Linked DNA regions of Homo sapiens: region 1 is linked to region 2. Evidence: chromatin contacts called from ENCODE Hi-C or POLR2A ChIA-PET data. All regions are on one chromosome and are shown on one strand. Each heading gives the region's core, a stretch centred on a gene start or an enhancer-like site at or near the end of the contact. The rest is flanking DNA. Distances are from core to core; before and after follow the strand shown. Region 1 has its middle 37 kb from the start of CCDC182. Region 2 overlaps MSI2 (musashi RNA binding protein 2).

The links. A loop is a pair of places that touch in the nucleus more often than their neighbours do. ChIA-PET counts read pairs that join two places held with the same protein, here RNA polymerase II (POLR2A). Pooled maps may share reads with other maps.
Region 1: a loop to region 2 is called in a map of endothelial cell of umbilical vein, with 6 times the contacts of the local background. The contact joins two enhancer-like sites. A Hi-C loop is called at or near these places in 1 of 168 maps with a recorded cell type or tissue (endothelial cell of umbilical vein) and 7 of 50 pooled maps. POLR2A ChIA-PET finds 5 or more read pairs at or near these places in 1 of 52 experiments (SK-N-SH).

The regions. Positions count from the first base shown.
Region 1 is chr17:57,781,227-57,784,307 of GRCh38, forward strand. No RefSeq gene overlaps it. Among named protein-coding and RNA genes, the nearest start is that of CCDC182, 37 kb to the left of the region's middle. RefSeq lists a silencer at 2,155-2,334. Within about 2 kb of position 1,530, at least 6 of the 41 ENCODE cell types and tissues checked have a DNase peak (open chromatin) inside an H3K27ac peak, as active enhancers do.
Region 2 is chr17:57,670,871-57,673,663 of GRCh38, forward strand. All of the region lies in intron 11 of MSI2 (musashi RNA binding protein 2), which reads left to right. Among named protein-coding and RNA genes, the nearest start is that of MSI2-AS1, 64 kb to the left of the region's middle. Within about 2 kb of position 1,526, at least 5 of the 41 ENCODE cell types and tissues checked have a DNase peak (open chromatin) inside an H3K27ac peak, as active enhancers do.

The sequences.
Region 1 (3,081 bases), core at 280-2,779, 110 kb after region 2:
TCATTTGTAGGTTAGGGTAGGGGATGGCCATCCAATAAGTGTTGCTAAAAAATACCAGAAATAATTTTTGTAATGTACACTGTGCAATAATTGGCACATTATAGGTTCTCATAAAAGGCATTTTTACTTATCAAATTACATTTTCTGAGCACCCTGATGACGGGAGGGCAGTAAACTGGAATCAGGCACTAATCTAGAAAGGATGGTTAGTCTGTATGTTTTCCAAAGCAAAAAGAATCATGAGTTCTATTTATAGGCTCTGATGCATTCAGCCTTCAAGAAGCAACTCAAACCCAGGCCTCCATCCCATCAGCACCATCCCTGCCCCCTGCCCCAGTCCAGTGTTCCTGACCACAAAAGCCTGAAGCACGCCCTCTCTCCCCTAGACAAGGGGAGCAATCACTGTCAGAACCACTCACTTGATAATTAATCACAAAGGGACCTGTGACATCTCTTCTTCTGTAGTCGAAACTGATATGTTCACTGTTCCCAGATACTGAACTCCCCACGTATTTGGATCTCGTCTCTTCAACTAGATTACAAGTCCCTTGAGGGTGAGGTGCTTCCTTTACTTTTCGCATTCGATAGGAGATTGATACTTGTCGCACTTTGAATTTTTGTGTTTGTTTAGATCTAGTCCACAGGAAGTACAGCTACACTTGGCAGGCGCAGGGTGGAATAGCTGTAGTTCTAAACAGATCAGGACAGCTCTGGGACTGGCTGCTTCCAAGAGGGAAAGGCAAAATGCAAAGAACTCACAGCAGGAGGGGGCTTTCTGTGCCCCTCAATGTGTGGCTCTAACCACATCAGTGGGTGGAGGGCAACGCGATGCTGTCAAATCAGGGACCAGGTTTGTGTCTGGGGTGATGCCAGGACACTGGTTGCTTCCTGCCACCCACAGCTGCATCTGGGAGTCCTGGGCAGCAGCCACCTGGGGAAGCCAGACTTAATCAGGAAGTGTGGGGGCTGTCAGCAGGGGCAAGGGGCCACGCAGCCAAGCCAATTCTGGAATCTTTTGGAAAGAGGAAACATCCGGCTCCTCCTCCCTCACATCTCTGCTTCTGGGTCTGGGCTTGTGGGTCCCAGCTTGGGCTAAGGAGGGCCATGCTCCGGGTGGGAGCAGCTGTGTCCCCACCCCCTCCTTCCCATGCGACTTGAGGCCCTCTGGTCAGGACTGGAGCTGTCACATGCAGCCAGCAGCTGTGGTGGCGCCAGGCTCAGGCACCCACCACATGGCTTCCTTTTTTTTTCTGAGATGGAGTCGCCCAGGCTGGAGTGCAGCGGTGTGATCTTGGCTCACTGCAACCTCCGCCTCCTGGATTCAAGTGATTCTCCTGCCTCAGTCTCCCGAGTAGCTGGGATTACAGGCACGCACCACCCTGCCCTGCTAACTTTTATATTTTTAGTAGAGACGGGGTTTCACCATGTTGGCCAGGTTGGTCTCAAACTCCTGACCTCGTGATCCACCCACCTCGGCCTCCCAAAGTGCTGGGATTACAGGCCTGAGCCACCGCGCCCAGCCCACATGGCTTCCTTTTGATTTGGGGCCTCCCTGGCCAGCTGTGCCTCCCCCGCTACCAGGGCAGCAAATGGCCAGTGGTGTCCTCGCAGAAGGGGCGGAGGAGGGCGGGGAAGGATTAATGCCACCTGCTTCCCTCCTCGCCCTGTTTCATGTGACATGCACTTCAAAGCCACAGGACACTGCTGCCCTTCTTTGTTGCATCCCTGCAGATACGGGAATCTGATTTTCCCAACTAGGAATTTGTATTTCAGCGGTTCTAGTGCTTGGGATCTTAGAAAGAAGCTTGCTCAGAAAGAACTTAGGAAACAAAGCGATGTTTGAGTGCCTGCCCCGCAGCGGATCTACCCGTTCCAGGAGCTGAGCGAGACACCTACCACCTGCCAGACCCAGGGCATAGCCGAGGGCCTTAGCCTGCTGTCCCCACCGGGTCCCCACTATTTTAACACCAACACCCTGAAACCATGGGCCACCACCCCCCACCTCTACCCCGCCCCTACCCCACGACCCTTTCACCAGAGCAGAGGTTTTTCACAAATCTCCATAGAGATAGCTTTGCTAGCAGCAGCAGCAGCAGCAAACTCTGATGCAGAATGAGGAAGGGGAGAGCCTGGGGGTGTGGGTGGCGGGGGAGGGAGTCGTCGCAGTCCGGGAGCCAGGCTCTCGGCGCGTTGGGTCCGCCTCTCGTGACAGCAGAGCGCCCCCTGCTGCCCGAGCCCGGGTGGTGTCGCACAGCCAGGTCGGGGAGGGGGCGGAGCTGCTTCCTGGCACAGCGGGTCGCCCAGACGGGCGGGAAGAGGATGCAGTCTCTCGGTACTGAAGTCTGCCTGCAGTGGCCAAGGTCTGCCGCAGCCCCTCTGGGTTGGGGGCAGTTCTCTAGGGCGTCCTGGTTAGGTCAACGGGGGCTGGTTGGGAACCTGGCTCTACCATGCACCGCCTGCCCCGCTATGGACATATGGTTTAACCTCTGAAGCTTCTGTTTCTTCATTAAATTGAGATCATCAATTGTACCTGCATCACAGTGATGTTTTACAGAGATAATTCATGTAAAGCACATCCTAAGGTTTCAATAATAGTAGCTTATTATTATTGATTCAGCTGACACCTCTACAACTAAGTGATAGAACAACTGAGAGGGTCTGGTAGACAAAAGTCAGGGGATTTGTTTTTTCAAAGCATTTTCATCATTAAATGGATCTGATCTGGTCGCATGGGCACATTTGAGGGACATGCAACTTTGCCTAAAGGGGAAATAAATGCCAGAGATATTCACAGAAACATCAACCACAAACAATTACTGAACACATTGATCAATGCTCTAAGCTGTACAATAAAGAAAAGGGAGGAAAGTTATGTTTAGGGCAGCTCAGCCCTGCATTCTCAAATCTTCCCTCTTCACTGGATATCTATTAACTACAAACATGCTGAAACATCTCCCATATAAGAAAGCAAACAAACAAAAAAACTCCTTGCACCCTATCTCCCTCCAGCTAGCCCCTTACACCGGATGTCTTTCCTCCCCTAGAGGGCCAAATTTCTTGAAACACGCTCAGTGACTCCCT
Region 2 (2,793 bases), core at 276-2,775:
TCTTTTTCATTCTTGAAGCAGTCCCATGAGTCAGATTGAATAAGGAAAGCATCACTCACTTGCTACAGATGAGGACTTGGGCTTGTGAGTGGCTTCTTAGCCCAAGGCACCTGACTGTAAGAGCAGAGCTGGGGTCACAGTCAGGTCTTCTGCCTCTGAGTCCAGTACTCCCTTTCCTTACATCATTGCTGCCTCTCTGTGGGTGCCACCTTGACTGGGAAAGCCCAGAGGATATTGGAGAGTGAGGATGAGGGGCAAAGAGGAACCTGCCATGGATGCTGCTGATGAAATGAACCTGATCACCGCAATGAGCCCCCAAACTGCCATCCTAGAGCAGGGCTTGTCCCAAGCCACTTAATGCTCATAGCTCCTGCTGCAAAAATGCCAAGACGTTTGCAAGACGTTGTCCTCTTCTGGGACAGGAGTCATAATATCCAATTTATAAACCTCAGCACTGTTTATTTATTCAACAAAGTGTGCTCCCTGTCCCCGCCCCCTCACACGCACACCCTAGCTGAGCAGTAGACAAGGTGCCCTTGCCCACTAAGAGCCATGTCCCATCCTCTCTTCCCAAGCTGATCCTGGTATATGGGACCAATTCTGGCCCCCCAAAATAAGTCTCCGTGCCTGGGGAAAGGCACCGTTCGCTTAGAAGGATCACTGAGAATTGACTGGAGAATGACTTCCACAGAAAGCACCCTCAGGTGAGAGATTTGGCTTCATGCCTTCCCCCACCCCCCAACCCCACTCCCCACCTCTCCTCTTAGAGGGAGACGGGTTCTCAAATGACCCCCTTTCCTGCGTAGCCAGCCAGTGTTCAGTTTGTGGAGTTACGCTGAGTTTGCAAAAGAAGAAAATTGCTTTGTCCCTAATGCCTTCCCACTGTCAGACAGCAGGAACAGCTACTGACAAGTTTATGTGCCGAGTGGCAGTCCCCATTCTCTCCTAAGCAGCCAGAGCCGTTGCTTTTTATGAGTCTTCTCAAAGATGCATGGGTTTCCAGATGGCTCGTTCGGGGACTTTAACATGCTTTCTGGAGCCTGGTTCTTCTGCTCACAGAGACAGACAGAGAGAAGTGTCGACTGTGGAAAATAGAGGCTCCTCTCTTCCATGCGCCCAGCCCTCAGGGGTGCGGGTTCCACTGCCCAGAAGCCTAGCTAGAGGCGGGACCAGCCAGAACTGGGTGCTTATTGCCTGCTGGCTGCGCCCTCTAGTGGGGACCCAGCAGCCCTGTCTTTCACCCCTGGCTGGGGGACATCTGCAAGGTGACTTTGAGCTGAGGCTCCGGCACCGTGATGAGCAAGTGCGTAATAAAACGGGACTTGGGATTTGAAAGCTGCATTCTAATACAGTGTCTTCTCCACGGTGATTTTAGTGTCATTTGATGGAGGAGGACTGAGCAAGGAGGGGTAATATAGACCTAAGATGAGCTGCTTATTGTGAAATTCCCTTCAGGCCGACTCAGAAACCACAGGCCTCCCCACACACAGGAATGGGAGCGGTTGCCAAGGATGGGCATAATACCAACAGCCCTTTTGTCTTCTATCTAAGCCTGCAGAAGGGGGTATTTCTGAACAGCACCCTTCTGTGGGCATGCTACATCCTGTCTCCGAGGCTGCTTCTGCTGGCTAGATTAGTCTCTAGGTGGCTCTCCTGCTGGAAGAAACGGAAACCTAAACCTGCCTCTCCCCACCCATTAGTTAGGTGGGCCTGCCCAACACCTTCCTGGGTTCACATCCGGCCAGACAAGAAAGAAGCCAAAAAACTTTCCGTCTACCACTGCGCCTCCTCATGCCCACCCCATCCTATTAGCCTAAAATGGAACGGGCTAATTAGTTTATTTGTATAGGGAGGGGTTTCAGCTGCCTGGACAAAACCAGGAGTCCACTGTCCAAGCTTCTTCTGTTTTCCTGAGCTCAGAAGAAAAAAAGTGTGTTAGACTAAGATAATACCGCCTTTTGAATATCTCGGCTTCATATTTGCCTCCATGAGTGAGAGGGCCAAGTGTTATCTGCAAGTTGAATCTTCTATATTCAAAAATCTCCATCCCTTTTTTCTGCCAGCGCATTCCCAGATCAGCCGTTCACTTGCTCTAAGCCTCTATAATTTATTTTTTTCTTTTCTCTTTAACCTGCTCTTTCCATTGGCCAGTTTATTCATTTCTCAGCTACAGCTTCAGAGGGGCTCACCTTCGGGCTTCCCGCCCCAAGGGCATCTGGAGGCTTCAGTTCTGTTTTCTCTGCTGAGTCAGGAGCCAGGCCCAGCTTGATTTGGTCTCCCGTGTATCTTTGTGTCTCTGTCTCAGTCTCCTGCTAGTGTGCCTTGGGTGCCTCATCAATCTCTTCCCATCCCTGTGACAAGTGGGTGAAAATCAATCCACTTCTGGCTCTTCCAGGCCCACCAGAACTGAGGGCCTCAAATCACAGGCCCCTGGGAAAGGGAGGGGCCAAAGCCAGGAGTGACCCCACCTGCATCGATGTTCTTTGCCTCTGCCATTGAAGGCAACTGGTCATAGGGCAGAGGGGGAGAAGCCAAGGGAGGCAGAAGGGAGAAGTGATTGTTGCAAGGAGCAGCCCTCTGGAGCCAAAGATGTGAAAGTGTGACTCTCAGAATGTCTGGTTCTTTAAGACGGGTTAGCCGTAGCCCAAAGGTAGCCAGCCCAGACTCACCTTGAGGCTTAAAAATCAGTAAGAACTTCCTTTAACAATTAAAAAAATATTGTTTTCCATTTTGGAAAAGAAAATAAAGTTTAAACTACTAAGGAGAAATAAAGGTGAGACAAAATTAACCTGG